Regions from separate parts of the Homo sapiens genome. Here region 1 is linked to region 2. Evidence: chromatin loops called from intact Hi-C (ENCODE). Cell type or tissue: mammary epithelial cell. All regions are shown on one strand.

Region 1 (8,000 bases), 210 kb after region 2:
GCTCAGGAATTTGAGTACAGCCTGGACAACATGGTGAAACATCGACTCTACAAAAAAAATACAGATATTAGCCAAGTGTGGTGGCATGTGCTGAAGTGGGAGGATGAAGTGGCGGGAGGCTGAAGTGGGAGGATGGCTTGAGCCTGGAAAGTCAAGGCTGCAGTGAGCTGAGATCATGCCACTACAGTCCAGCCTGAATGACAAACTGAGAACCTGTCTCAAAAAACAAACAAACAAACAAAAAACCCCAAAACAAAGCAAAAAAAACACACCAAAACCAAAAAAACTTTATTGAATGAAAAATGAGGTTTAAACTCCTTAGGAGGAAAAACATGGTCCCTTCCATGAAGGAAATTAATCTCCTACATACTACCATGGCACTTTGTATATACTTCTATAATGGTTTTTGGAATATAATATATGGTTACTTTATTTTATTTTTTGAGATGGAGTCTCTGTCGCCCAGGCTAGAGTGTGGTGGCATGATCTCCGCTTACTACAACCTCCGCCTCCCAGGTTCAAGCGATTCTGCCTCAGCCTCCCAAGTAGCTGGGACTACAGGTGCCCGCCACCATCCTGGCTAATTTTTTTTTTTTTTTTTGTATTTTTGTATTTTTAGTAGAGACAGGGTTTCACTGTGTTGACCAGGCTAGTCTTGAACTCCTGACCCCGTGATCTGCCCACGCCGGCCTCCCAAAGTGCTGGGATTACAGGCGTGAGCCACCAGGCCTGGCCAGTATGTGGTTATTATATATACTACATATGTGATTTATCAAATGGACTATAAAACTCCTTGAAACAAGAGCCATGTCTTTTATTTTTGTATTTCTAGTGCTAACCACACAGAATAAAACTAGATTTAAATAAAGTGAACAAATGGATGAACTGGGGAAGAAATGTTGAAAGATTTGTTCTGTACAATGACCAACATCAAATGATCGAAGTATAAGACATTGATGGGGTGATATGAAAATAGTGAAAATGGGAGAGGTCACCAGTTTATAAAAGTCCATTAACTGGAACACTGGATAATTTGTCATTTCAGAACACGCTCTGTGCTTTTTCAGGACCTGCCTCCATGGTGGTTTTAAGATATGTCTAAAAATTCTTGACACTCCTCTCTTTTAAAAATGGAGCCTGATTTCCCTCCCTTGAATGTGAGTCAGACTTCATGACTTGCCTCTAACAAATAGGATGTGGCAGAAAAGATGTCATATGACTTCCGAGGCTAGATCATTAAGAAGGTAGCTTCTGTTGGCTCTTTCTCTTCTTTTGATTGCTTATGTTAGGGAAAGCCCATTTCCATGCTATGAAGACACTCACACAGCCTATGAAGAGGCCCCTGTGAGGAGGAACTGAGGCCTCCACCACCAACCAGCCACAACTTTCCAGCCGTGTAAATGAATCACCTTGAATGAAAATTTTCTTGCCAGTCAAGCCTTCAAATGACTACAGCCCCAGCCAATATCTTAACTGAAACTCCATGAGAAATTGCAAGATAAAATTGCCCAGCAAGCATGCTCTGGAATTTCAGACCCACAGAAACTGTAAGAATAATCAATGTTTATTTTTGTTTTAATCTACTGGCTTTTTAAGTAGTTTGTTATGCAGTAATAGATAGCTAATACATGCTCTACTAAGAATAATTCTTCTTTTGATCTCTTAGCATCCCATGTATTCTTTCAGGTCTAATTTGTTATGCAGCAATAGATAGCTAATGCATTCTGTACTAAGAATGACCCTCCTCTTGATCTTTTAGAATCTCATATATTCTTTCAGGTTCTGCTTCCGTTGTCCTGGATTATTCCCAGCTTCCTCCAGTCAGAGCTGATATTTACCTCTTGTAGTTTTACCTCCTTTTATTGCTTAATATTATTTATTCTTTTAGCAAAAATGTATTCATTACTCAATCTGTGCAGTATTCTATGCAGGGCATGGAAACCAAAAGATGAATGACTCAAAATTTTTGAAAATGGTTTTCTCTCCAAATATGCCCACTTTTCCTTGAGAAAAAGATTTTGATTGTTCTTCATTGTTAAGTTGTTTTGGGGCTTAAAAGTGTGAGTGTTGGGTTAAGGTTGTCTGGATAAGCATCCAGGCTTAGCCTGTTTCCTGTCCCAGCTTACTACCTGACTTCGGACAAGTTACCTCTCAAGGCTTAAGTTTCTGTCTGTAAAATGGGCATAACAGTAATTCCTGTCTTACGTGGTTATTATGAAGGGTAAATGGGATCATACATGTTCAGTGCTTAGCATGGTACCTGACACTAAGTAAATTCTCAATAAACATGTTGTATTATTGTCATTGATTATCCCACTCAATATCTAGCATAGTGACTAAAATAGGGTAGGTATTCAGGAGAGAAATGTTTGTTAAATTAAAATGTAAATGGAATAGGTTACTTTTGATATTGGAGGATAGATAGTCAGAAAAGCATTTCAGACATGAGGTGTCAGTCATTATTCATGCAGCACTGAGTCACTGAGTAAAATCAACTCAGTAACTTATTAATTGTTTAATTAACTTATTAAATGTTTAGTTACTATGTGCCATTAACTAGAGACATAGGAAAATGAGTGAAAGACATAGAAGGGCCAAGTGTTTGGACACTGGAGAAAACGTTTCTTAACCCAGGTGCTTCCATGGGAAAGCAAATTCCCTACTGCCAGAGTCCTAGATTCAGCAAATATTTATTGAGCCACTATTATATGCCAGGCAGTGTTACAGGAGCTTGGGGTACAGCGAATTTTCATTCATTTGATAAATATTTATTGAACACCTTTTTTGTGTGTGTGCCATTCTTTCAGTTCCATTCTGTGAACAAAACAGATGAGGATTTCAGCTTTCATGGACCTTTCTCACAAGGAGAAATGGACAATAAATCATATTCACCTTTGATGATTAACACTGAGTGTTAACTTGATTGGACTGAAGGATGTAAAGTATTGTTTCTGGGTGTATCTGTGAGGGTGTTGTCAAAGGAGATTAACATTTGAGTCAGTGGACTGGGAGAGGCAGACCCACCCTCAACCTGGGTGCGCACAATCTAATCAGCTGCTAGCATGGCTAGAATAAAACAGGCAGAAGAAGTTGTAAAGAGCAGACTTGCTGAGTCTTCTGGCGTTCATCTTTCTCCTGTGCTGAATGCTTCCTGCCCTCGAACATCAGACTCCAAGTTCTTCAGCTCTTGGACTCTTGGACTTACCCCAGTGGTTTGCCCAGGGGCTCTTGGGCCTTGGCCAAAGACCAAACAAAGGCTGCACTGTCAGCTTCCCTACTTTTGAGGTTTTGGGACTCAGACTGGCTTCCTTGCTCCTCAGCTTGGAGATGGCCTATTGGGGGACTTCACCTTGTGATCGTATGAGTCAATACTCCTTAATAAACTCCTCTTCATCTATACATCTATCCTGTTAGTTCTGCCCCTCTAGAGAACCCTGACTAATACATCATCCTACCTAGTTAATGATATAATTTGTTAGAAGATAATAGAAGCTATGAGAAAAAGGAAAAGAAAAAGTACAGCAAGATAACAAGGATCAGATATGCCAGGGTTAGTGTATGCAGGGGACTTTGCAGTTTGGTATATTTCTCACTGAGAAAGTGAGATATTGATGAGCAAAACTAAGGTCCTCTTCTACCATCTAGTGAAAGAGACAGACAAGAAGAAAGAAAATAAATCATTAGTGGCTGGGCATGGTGGCTCACACCTGTATCCCAGCACTCTGGGAGGCCAAGGCAGGTGTGGATCATTTGAGACCAGGAGTTTAAGACCAGCCTGGGCAATATAGCAAGACTCTGCCTCTACAAAAAATTATAAAAATGAAAAAAAGTAATGATAAATATCATTAAAAAATAGGATAATGTGAGAAAATCAAGGTCCTAGCTCTGGATATCTGTGCCCTTCCAGGTGGGAAGCCCAGGCCACTACCAGTCCTGCCCATCTGGCTGAAAAGAGTCTCTATTGAAGCACACACCTATGTTATGACCACCTCCTGTGTGTCTGTGAATAGGACAGCAGAACTATTATGTGTTGTAGCAGGTATTGTATTCCAACAAATTGGTCGACAAAAGAAGAGACATTCGTAATCTGTTAGTCATATTTCTGGTGGTGTAAATGGGTGATGATGGATCACTCTAACTAAAAGGTAGACTCTAGCCTCTCTGCACAGGACTGGAGGAGAAACTGTGTGAAGTTTGCCACTGTATAGACAGTATAGGATGTTGTCCTACAGTGGGAAAGATTTGCTTATTATGAGAACAGAATTTCTCATAGGTTTGAATTTGATCTTTAAATGAGGACTATTAAAGGGAGATGGCTCTTTCAGTTTTCTAACATAAATTTTAATTTTATTCCTGATAGATGAGATGTGGCTATGTCTCAGGTTTAAGAAGGAATGATGGGGTTGTGAAATGTTTCTCTTTCAGTTTGGTTGAAAGTAGTAGGAACTCAGAGTTTACATACCCTTAAAAGGGCTGTAGAGAGTGGGGAATATTCAGAGCACAGCCACAAAAGGTGATTAAAGGACCTGGGGAGGAAGGGAAATTAAAATTATTAGGCCTGCAGAAGGGCATGTGTGTGGCCAGGGTGAGAAGAGAAGGGAAGAAAAGGGAACTGACTTAATAATTGTTCTCTTGCCACTAGGGGTAGAACGAGAGGAAACAGGCTTAAATGAAAACAGGATAATTTAAGATAAGAAAGCTGAGTTTTTTCCCTGGGTTCTGGAGGCTGACGTCTCTTCTGTAAGATCTCCAGGGAAGATACACATCAGTCTGGTGTAGTTTATTTTAGCTTTAGTAAACATTTTACCCAAGGTGTGTAGCTTTGTCCATCTCTTTCAATGCTTCCAGCTGGTAAACTGAGAATACATATGATGTCTGAAAGCCGCGTTAGGCTGAAGAAATCTGATCTTAGTGTCGGGTATTGAATTTCCAATTAGAATGCTCATTTGCCCTCTGTGCTGCACACTCTGGGCCTTGGGCTAATTTAAATGGAGTATTTTCAGTGGATCCTGCCTAGAGACAGGAAGGTGGCTTAGGGGCCATCTCCTGCTTTCTTTTATTCTCAACGTACTGTGGGAAATACTGTTTATTCATTTAAGATTGCTGATTGAAGGCCAGATTAAATTATTTTTTATTCAACTAGTGTTGCTTGACATTTTTGTATATGATCTTTAATATTCTTCATTTTTAAAAGGTATGTATAAAATAATCCTCTTTATATACAATACAAATATATTTGTGTGTGTACAAAATAGATATACTATATAGTCATAAAGAGAGATGTAAAAGATGGCCAAGAAAATGTTAATGGTGCTTACATAAGGAAGGTAGAATTTCATGTGACCTTTACTTTCTTTTTTATAGTACCATGTGGTTTTTGAATTTTCTACAATGAGAATGCGCCATCTATATAATCAGAAAGAAAACAATAAAGCTATTGAGAAAAAATACTACCAGCCACATTTTGAGATTATTGTGATACGTCAAAGAGGCAAAATAAGACTTTACTCAGGATTCAAACCCAAAACTCACTCCAAGCCACGTGACTTGCACTTTCTTAGGTAATTTGAAGGGTACAAAGAAGCCAATGACACAGTGCCTTCCCCTGGGGAACTAATAAGCTGGAGAAAAAAGTCATATAAGCCAGAGACATGAAAGACAAAGCCAGGGGCAAAAACAGGGACTGGCTTAGGAGTTCTGTGAAGAGGTCAGGAAGTCCTTCCTGGATGACAGGGGAACTTGAAGATGACAAAACTCAGATAGCTCAGAGAAGGGGAATAACATCCCTGGTAGAAGGCACAGCATCCATAAGGCTCCAGGGGTAGAAATATATAAGGCAAGTGTGGCAGAATAATTTGTTAATATTAATTTGTGTTTTGTGATCTCTTTTCTCCAGAGGTTTAGTTGCAGAGCTGAAAACAGAAGTTATTTGAAGACAACAGACATTGCTGGCCTTTGTTTTTAAAAGCCTCAGTTTATTGAGGGGATCATAGGGGAGAGGGAAGTGGCTAGTGCCTTCGCATGGGACGCAGGACAGTTGGAATAGGGGAAAGCCATTTTCCCCAAGACCACAAGTGGGCTGCAGTTTAGGTTTGTAAGAGTGGCTGCACCTGTCCCCTGCACCCTTGCAGTGTCTCAGAGAGCTTGCAAGACCTTGGTAAGGAAGCATGGCATTCTTATTATGTTAAGCTGCACCCTGGGCTCCAGTGCCCAGCTTTGGCAAAGACCCAATGCGAATTGGAAGATTCCTACATACATGTAGAAAACAGAACAATTCCATAGTGCTAAAGAAAACATATGAATATGCAGATGCTTGTGAGGATACATTGCTTTGACCAAGTCAGATAAGTTCTGACACCTTAGTTTCTCCAGCTACCAAATAAATGGGTATATTGATCCCTTCCAGCTCTAAAATTCATCAAATCTACCAAATTAGAATGTCTGTACATGGCATCACTTCATTTCCGCCTGAAATGCGGTGAGGATTGTGTGGAAACCCCATTTCAAAAGAGCGACCACGAGAATGTGCACATATGCATAATGTTTTTCAGCAGGAAGTAGGAGTATACGGCATAGTAATTGAATCTGCCTTTTGAATCTTCTAAGCCAGCAGGATCTGATACCTGATCAGATGAGTATTGTTTCTTCCTTCCTGTAAAATCAGCTAAAATGGGAAGACTGAAGTGCAAATTTCCATCACAACTTGAGAAATCTTCTGCACTCATCCACCCCCACTCTCTCTTCATGTGTGCCATTTATTTGTATAGATTCTTGCTTTCAACCAAAGGGGTTCAGTTCCAGAGAGACAAATCATGCACAGAGAAAAAAATTGCTTCCTAGACTTGAATATTTAGTGATGAGCTAAACCTTCCGAGAGGGGAAAAAATATGATTCTGTTGTGAAGGGGGAAATAAATGTCCTCCAAATCAATGTGAAAATGGAGACCTAGGGAAGTGAGGTTCACATCTGTCCTTAATGTGGCTCTGGAAGGATGGAGACAGAGACAATAAATGATATATCAGACATGGTGCTCTGCTTAGAAATTGCAATTCTAAATGTCATACGCCGTGAGCTTCTCTCACTCCCCCCATTATTCAAGACAATTCACAGGAGATAACTTCTTGACTCTGCCATAATAATATTCTTGAGCTTGTCTCCCAAATAAACAACATTGGTTTCTGCTTTAAGCAATACCTTCCCCATTTTCCCACACCACTTAAATCAACAACCCCTTTCTCTGTCTGATCTGAATCCCAAGCCCCCAGCCTTGTATTTTGCTACACATATGCTTCCCATTCTGAGTTTGTGTTCCTTATCTCCAGTGTTATTAAAGAGCAGCTCAGCATTGCCCGGTTTATACTGGAGTTTTTTGCCACTCTAGATAAAATGGGAATATTTTGTGTCTTCTTTTTTTTTGAATCACCTTCTTAATCTTTATCATAATCTCTTCGTTTTTTTGTTTTAAACCCGTGATTTTTGTGTCAATTTTTTTTCTATTTATTAATCTGCAGACTCCAATCCAGTCACCTCGTTACCAAAATGAGAAACCTGGTATTCACATCACTCAATGTGGTTGGTTTTGGAGCTTGGTGAAGACTAAAAACACAGAAAGACTTGCAAGTAGCCTAGAGGGAATAGAGAGGTTGCTATTAATGTGTTTCTTCATTGAACAGAGCTCATCTGTGCATTTGGAAATAAAGAGAAAGTGACTGTTGAAAGCCACTGAGAAAAGTGCTATCTGGGACATTTTATCTGAAGATTTTATAGAAAATGAAGAATGGCCCAAAGTAAAATGTGGCATCACAGTAATATTCTTATAATGCTGGATGCTTGGCTAAGAGTAGCAAGGGGAAAAAAATGCCTTTTGAAAGTGGGGTTGGCTCAGGGAAGAAGAAAATGCTCTGTAGAGAAATAGAAATGTCTATACTTTACGGGGCCCAGAACTACTTGGTATTTGCAGAACATTCAGGCTTTTGCATCCCTATGGGCCTTCAGAATTC
Region 2 (8,000 bases):
GGTGTATATGTCCAGGAATTTATCCATTTCGTCTAGATTTTCTAGTTTATTCACATAGAGCTATTTGTGGTATTCTCTGATGATTGTCTTTCTGTGAGGTCAGTTTTTATTGTGTCTTTTTGATTCTTCTGTCTTTTTTTAGTCTAACTAGTGGTCTATTTTATTAATTTTTTCAAAAATCCAGCTCCTGGATTCATTGAATTTTTTTGAAGGGGTGTGTGTGTGTGTGTGTGTGTGTGTGTGTGTGTGTGTGTATGTCTATCTCCTTCAGTTCTGCTCTGATCTTGGTTATTTCTTGCCTTCTGGCTTTGGGGTTTGCTTGCTCTTGGTTCTCTGGTTTCTTTAGTTGTGATGTTAGGGTGCTGATTTGAGTTATTTCTAGCTTTCTCATGTGGGCATTTAGTGCTATAAATTTCTCTCTTAACACCGCTTTAGCTGCATCCCAGAGATTCTGATACATTGTCTTTGTTCTCATTGGTTTCAAGGAGATTTTGATTTCTCCCTTAATTTCATTATTTACCCAGGAGTCATTCAGGAGCAGATTCTTCAATTTCTATGTAGTTGTGCAGTTTTGAGTGAGTTTCTTAATCTTGATTTCTAATTTAATTGCACTGTGGTCTGAGAGACTGTTATGATTTCAGTTGTTTTACATTTGCTAAGGAGTGTTTTACTTCCAATTATGTGATTGATTTTAGAATAAGTGTCGTGTAGCGCTGAGAAGAATGTATATTCTGTTGTATTTTGGGTGGAGAGTTCTGTGGCTATCTATCAGGTCTGCTTGATCCAGAGGTGAGTTCAAGTCCTGAATATCTTTGTTAATTTTCTGTCTCAGTGATCTGTCTAATATTGACAGTGGGGTGTTGAAGTCTCTCACTATTATTGCGTGAGGGTCTAAGTCACTTTGTAGGTCTCAGATAACTTGTTTTATGAATCTGGGTGCTCCTGTATTGGGTGCATATACATTTAGGATAGTTAGCTCTTCTTGTTGAATTGAACTCTTTACCAATATGTAATACCCTTTGTCTTTCTAGATCTTTGTTAGTTTTAAAGTCTATTTTGTCCATAACTAGGATTGCAACTTCTGCTTTTTTCTGCTTTCCATTTGCTTGGTAAATTTTCCTCCATCCCTTTATTTTGAGCCTTTGTGTGTCTTTGCACATGAGGTTGGTCTCTTAAATACAGCACACCAATGGGTCTTGGCTCTTTATCCAGCTTGCCATTCTGCATCTTTTAATTGGGGCATTTAGTCCATTTACATTTAAGATTATTATGGTTATGTGTGAATTTGATCCTGTCATCATGATGCTAGCTGGTTATTTTTCACTTGTTGATGTAGTTGCTTCATGGTGTCATTGGTCTTTGTACTTTAGTGTGTTTTTGTGGTGGCTGGTAACGGTTTTTCCTTTCCATATTTAGTGCTTCCTTCAGGAGCTCTTGCAAGGCAGAGCCTGGTGGTGATTTCCCTCAGCATTTGCTTTTCTGAAAAGGATTTTATTTCTCCTTTGCTTATGAAGCTTAGTTTGGCCAGATTCAAAATTCTAGGTTGGAAATTCTTTTCTTTAAGAATGTCGAATATTGGCCCCCAATCTCTTCAGGCTTGTAAGGTTTCTGCTAAGAGGCCTGCTGTTAGTCTGATGGGCTTCCCTTTGTAGGTGACCTGTCCTTTCTCTCTGGCTGCCCTTAACATTTTTTTCCCTTCATTTCAACCTTGGAGAATCTGATGATTATGTGTCTTGGGGTTCATCTTCTCATGGAGTATCTTACTGGGGTTCTCTGGATTTCCTGAATTTGAATGTTGGCCTGTCTTGCTAGGTTGGGGAAGTTCTCCTGGATATCCTGAAGTATGTTTTCAAACTTGGTTCCGTTTTCCCCATCTCTTTCAGGTACCCCAGTCAGTCATAGGTTTGGTCTTTTTACATAATCCCATAGTTCTTGGGGTTTCTTCATTCCTTTTTATTCTTTTTTCTCTATTTTTATCTGCCTGTCTTATTTCAGCAAGATAGTCTTCAAGCTCTGAAATTCTTTCCTCCATTTGGTCTGTTCAGCTATTGATACTTGTGGTTGCATTATGAAGTTCTTATGTTGTATTTTTCAGCTCCATCAGGTCATTTATGTTCTTCTCTAAACTGGTGTTCTGGTTAACCGCTCCTGTAATGTTTTATGATGGTTCTTAGCTTCTTTGCATTGGGTTAGAACATGCTCCTTTAGCTCAGTGAAGTTCATTACTGCCCACCTTCTGAAGCATACTTCTGTCAGTTCATTCATCTCAGCCTCAGCCCAGTTCTGTGCAGTTGCTGGAGAGGTATTGTCGTCATCTGGAAGGGAAGAAGCACTCTGACTTTCTGAGTTTTCAGAATTTTTTTGTTGATTCTTTCTCATCCTCATGAGTTTATCTACCTTTGATCTTTGAGTCTGCTGACCTTTGGATGGTTTTTTTGTGGAGACTTTTGTTAATGTTGTTGTTGTTGCTCTCCATTTGTTTGTTTTTCTTTTAACAGTAAGGCCCCTCTTTCATAGGGCTGCTGTGGTTTGCTGGGGGTCCACTCCAGACCCTATTTACTTAAGTCCCTCCTGTCCCTTGAGGTGTCATCAGTGGAGGCTACAGAACAGCAAAGATGGCTGCCTGTTCCTTCCTCTGGGAGCTCTGTCCCAGAGTGGCACCGACCCAGTATCAGTAGGAATGCTCCTGTATAAGGTATCTGGTGACCTCTGTTGTGGGGTCTCACTCAGTCAGGAGGCACAGGATCAGGGACCTGCTTAATGCAGCACTCTGGCTGCCTCTTGGTGGAGGTGGTCCTCTGCACTGGGGGGAATCCCACTTGTCCATACTGCCTGATTCCTCAGAGCCAGCAGGGGGAAAGACTAAGTCTGCTGATACATGGAATCTGCAGCCTCTCTTCCCTCCAGGGGCTCTATTCCAGGGAGATCAGAATTCTGTCCATAAACCCTTGGCTGGAGTTGCTGAAATTCCCACAGGGAGGCCCCACCTGGTGAGGAGGAATGGGTCCGGGTCTGGCCTAAAGAGGCAGTCTGGCTACAATCTGCCACGGCCACTGTGCTGCACTATGGGGAATTCCTCCTGGGTCCAAACTACCCAGTTTCCTTGGCACCAGCAGGGAAAAACGGCAGACTGGAGCTGCAGTGATGGCTGCCACTCCTCTCCCAGGGAGCTGTCATCTTAGTCAGCAAGCAGCCACAGTGATGGTGGCTGCCCCTCCCCCTGGGAACTCTTAGTCTTAGGCAGTCTCGGGCAGTCTCCAGCCAGGCGGCCACAGAGAATCTGCACATGAGGGGTAAGTGGTGCCAATGAGCCTAGAGAGGTAAGTGAGGATGTGCAAAGCAGAGATTAAGATTTTGATCTTGGCCTTAGAACAAGAAGTCATTGATGCCATTAAAGGAATCTTAGTTTCATGTTGTTAAAACCAGTCTGTTAGAATTATGAAGAGTAGATTGGATGGGACAAGAAGTGCATCCAGGTAGGAGGCTGTGCCAGTGCCCAGGCAAGAGCTAATGGAGGTTCAGACTTGGTGGTGCACCAGTGGAAAAATCTGAGGGTTATTAAGAAAGAAAAGAATGAGACTTGGTGATAGATTGTTATGAGGGGTTATGAAGACTAATAATACTCCTTACCTTTTAGGGAAGTAAGGATGGAATGAGAAAACACAGGAACAATGCCTGCACAGAGTAGGCATTCAATAAATATTAGTTTCCTTCCTCATCCTTGAACCTGGGTTTCTGAGGCTCTATCAGCCCTTGAACACTGTTTTGGAGATGTCAGCCTACAGCTTCAGCTTCCCAGAGGGTTCAAGGGAATCACCTCCCACCTTTCTAGATTCCACACTTTTGCTGCTATTGCCTACCTTGTGGCACTTAGTGGGCAGCCATTCCTTATATAGAAATTACTGTCAACCAAGGTCCTCAGGTCTGTGTCTTCATGCTGTCAAAGCCCACCTCTGCCCCATGCACCATAAGCCGCAGATGAGGAGAAAGTGCAGATAGGTTAGTCCTCTGCTTAGGTGGAGCTGAGACCCCATGAGGGGGTCTTCTTGATAGCTAAGCCACGGACTGAGCAATACCTGTCTCCTCAGAAGAGGAGGGTAGGGGGCAGAGGCCATGTGGCTTCTGTCTTTCCCCAGGTAATATATGGGAGGAAGGGATTTGTAAAGAGATCATAGGGGAGAAGGTCTCAGCCAGGGCTCAGGCTCACATATATATGCAATTGTGTACATGTACCTGTGTACCCAGGGCTGTCTGCAAGTGCATGCTTATGAGTTCACATGTAATGGCATTATGTCCATGTGCTTGGCATGCTTGGGCTCAGGTCTGTATGTGCATGCATTTTTCCATGTGTGCACATACATGCTTGGATATGTGGAAAGTAGGTATGTGTGCATGCGTGCACATCATGTATCCATGTGCTCCGTGTGTGTCTCTGCAGAAGCCTTGGGCCTAAGCAGCCCCACCCCCAGAGTCACACATGCCCCTGACTGCCAGCAGGTGGCCCCTGAGCACCGTGTGCTGGGCTCTGGGGAAGGGGTCAGTGTGTTCCTGCCTCCCTCTCTTTCCTGAGAATCCCTGAGGTTAGGAAGTCCAGAGCGTTCTCCACTGCTCTAGCCTCTTGGGACTTTACCCCTGAGGCTCTGTTTACCTGAGATTCCACCCTCTTGCCACACAGAGGAGAAGCAAAGCCAGTAGCCAGGGGGCAATCCTGGGCTTAAGGAAGGCAATTCTGACCTGCCTAAGGTCCTGAAAGTGTCAGGGCTTACCTTTACATAGGGCTGCTGAACACCTGTGGTGTTCCTGGCTCTGTGCAAGGCTCTTGCAGAGAGATACTGGCCCAGACCAAGGCAGGCAGCAGGCACATAGGCAAGCCCTATGCCTGTGCTGAGGCTGGGGAGGAGTGTGGTCTGAGGATGAGGACTGTTCCATCTGGGCCACAGAAGGGGCAGAAGACAGTGCCCAGGGATACTTGCTGACCCCTGCTTGAAGTGGCACTGAGGCCAAGCAAGAGAGACAGATGGCATTTCCCTTTCTTGGAAGGGGGGCAATGCTATCATCCATATCTCATAAAGACAGCAACCAAGTACACAAAGACAGGCAATCTTTATTAATTGTGACTGTATGGCCTCAGGATAGTCAGGAAGGCTTGAAAAGAAAACCAAGGACTCAGTTGGATTTGACCACATGCACCTGAGAGCCACCAGAATGCCAGAGAGCTCCGTTAGTCCACTCTGCCTGGTTTAGTCCCCATGAATGGCTGTGAGCAGACAGGCCCCTGGATGGCTTGTTTCCGGATCTTTGGTGCCTCGCAGAGGGCTGAGCCAGGGTGGACACTCACTGGTGACTCCATGGTTTGGAGCCTTGGTGGGCAGTGCCTGGAGCATCTGGGAGGTGGGGTGCCTAAGTAAGGGCAGTCGAGGTGGTAGAGGGCAACTGGAAAGAGATGGTGGTACTTGAAGCTGAGTTTGGACCAGAGCTGCTCTGGTTGGGTTGGAGGAAGTCTGAGAGAGGTGAGGCTCCAGAGAAGGGGCCCAGATTAAACCGCTATAGAGCTGGGAAAGACCCGAGCCATCAGGCAATCCTGTGGTTTTTACCCTGCTTCCTGCAGGGCACTAGGGGACCCCCGATGTGCCCCAGAGCAGTCAGTGGTGGTGTGAAGGAAGCAGAGAGAGAGGCATTAGGTGAGACTCTAGACTCCTGCCTCAATTCAATCGAAGCCACTCAGGTTTTTTTTTTTTTTTTTTTTTGAGACGGAGTCTCGCTCTGTCGCCCAGGCTGGAGTGCAGTGGCGCTATCTCCGCTCACTGCAAGCTCCGCCTCCCGGGTTCACGCCATTGTCCCACCTCAGCCTCCCGAGTAGCGGGGACTACAGGTGCCCACCACCACACCCGGCTAATTGTTTTTTTTTTTTTTTTTGTATTTTTAGTAGAGACAGGGTTTCACCATTCACAGGATGGTCTTGATCTCCTGACCTCGTGATCCACCCGCCTCAGCCTCCCAAAGTGCTGGGATTACAGGCATGAGCCACCGCTCCCGGCGCCACTCAGCTTTTTATCTTGAAGACAAATTGGAGTTTATTTTATTTTATTTTATTTATTTTTATTTATTTATTTATTTATTTTTTGAGACAGAGTTTCGCTCTTTCACCCAGGCTGGAGTGCAGTGGCGAGATCTCGGCTCACTGCAAGCTCTACCTCCCGGGTTCACGCCATTCTCCTGCCTCAGCCTCCTGAGTAGCTGGGACTACAGGCGTCCGCCACCATGCCCGGCTAATTTTTTTTGTATTTTTAGTAGAGACAGGGCTTCACCGTGTTAGCCAGGATGGTCTTGATCTCCTGACCTCGTGATCCACCCGCCTTGGCCTCCCAAAGTGCTGGGATTACAGGCTTGAGCCACCGCGCCCGGCCAAATTGGAGTTTATTTTAAATCAAAAGCCTATTTATTGAGTGCCTACTATTTGCAATCCATGGTTTTAGATTCTAGTACTAGTTGAGGAACATGGCATATAAGGTCCCTGCTTTCTTGGTAATTTTACTCTAGTAGGGGAGACAAGTAAACAAATGGACATTAATTTTGGGTGGTAAGTGGTAGGAACACAATGAAACAGGATATGCAACAAAGTTAGGTGCGGGGAGGAAGAGGTGGAGCTCCTTTAGACTGGGTGGTTAAGGATGGGCTCTCTGAGGTCATAGCTGAGCTGAGGCCTGAATGATGAGAGTAGGAAGAGCATTCAGAATAAGACTTTGAATGAAGAAAAAGCTCTGTGGAAAAATTTGAAAACCACCTAGTTACTCTTCTTTTATATGTATTCATTTAATTAAATTTCAAAAGTAATATGTATTCATCGTAAAAAATTTTCAAACCTTATTATTGTATTTAAGGTAAAATGTAGAAGCAGCTCCTATCTCCATGTCACCTCCCTCTACCTCCGTTTCCACTTCCTGGAGAAAATCCCTTTATAGGATAGGTAGGTAATCTCCCAGATTTCTCTCCATGCATTTGCAAATCTATATATATATGTTTTATTTTAAAATTTGTATTTATTAAGAGATGAGTCTTACTCTGTCACCCAGCCTGGAGTGTAGTGTTGCAATCATAGCTCACTGCAGCCTTGAATTTCTGGCTTCAAGCGATCCTTCTGCCTCAGTCTCCCAAGTAGCTGGGACTACAGGTGTGAGCCACCATGCCCGCCTAATCAAATCTGTATGTTAATTACCAACTTTATTTTCAGTTGATTGTCTCCTAAAACATTCAAGTTTAACAAGTCCAGAATGGTACTCTGGATTCTCTTTACTAAACCTCTTCCTTCTCTGGGCTTTCTCATCTTAGTCACGGCACCACCATCTAACATAGGTTCAGTCCTAACGCTTGGAGATACTCTTAAGTCGTTATTTGCCATCTGACTAGATGTCCAATCCCCTAGCACATACTGCAGGCTCTACCTCCAAAATCTGCCCAATATCTGGACAATGCTTACACTCTCCACTGTGTCCAGCCTGATCTAAGCCATCGGCTTACCTTGCCAGGACCTCCCGATTGCACTTCATCCTACCATTGTTATCTTCTACAATCATTCTCCACCTAGCAGCTGGAGTGATCTTTTAAACATCATGAATGCAGTCATGTCCCTCCTTGCTTAATACCCCAGTGGCCTCCCATCACCCTCGGGAATAAAACCCAATCCCTTCACATGAATCCTAAATGATTGGACCATTGTCTTCCTCTCCAATCTCATCTTGTTCCTTTCTTCTCTTATTCATTATCCTCATCTACATTGTACATTCCTTCCTTTTCTCCTTCCTGTTGTATCTGGAGGCCTTGAATTTGCTGGGCTGATTCTTTTTTCTTTTCATTTTTATTAATTTTTTATTTTTTAATTTTATTTCAATAGTTGTGGGGAACAGGTGGTTTTCGGTTACATGAATAAGTTCTTGGGCCGGGCATGGTGGCTCATGCCTATAATCCCAGCACTTTAGGAGGCCGAGGGGGGCAGATCACCT

The links. A loop is a pair of places that touch in the nucleus more often than their neighbours do. Peaks named below come from ENCODE experiments on the same cell type or tissue, not always from the same donor. Only the 100,000 strongest peaks of a DNase experiment are listed, where the experiment ranks them.
Region 1: it touches region 2 in a loop (4-fold over the local background); 2 of 110 quality-filtered maps call a loop at or near these places.

What each region holds. Positions count from the first base shown.
Region 1 is chr9:106,106,602-106,114,601 of GRCh38, forward strand. All of the region lies in intron 3 of LOC107987108 (a long non-coding RNA gene), which reads left to right. Among named protein-coding and RNA genes, the nearest start is that of TMEM38B, 420 kb to the left of the region's middle. In mammary epithelial cell, no CTCF peak of the experiment used is centred here; DNase peaks (open chromatin) are centred at 3,280 and 4,070; H3K27ac peaks cover 3,426 bases.
Region 2 is chr9:105,897,163-105,905,162 of GRCh38, forward strand. No RefSeq gene overlaps it. Among named protein-coding and RNA genes, the nearest start is that of TMEM38B, 210 kb to the left of the region's middle. In mammary epithelial cell, a CTCF peak has its summit at 4,497 (motif pointing right); no DNase peak of the experiment used is centred here.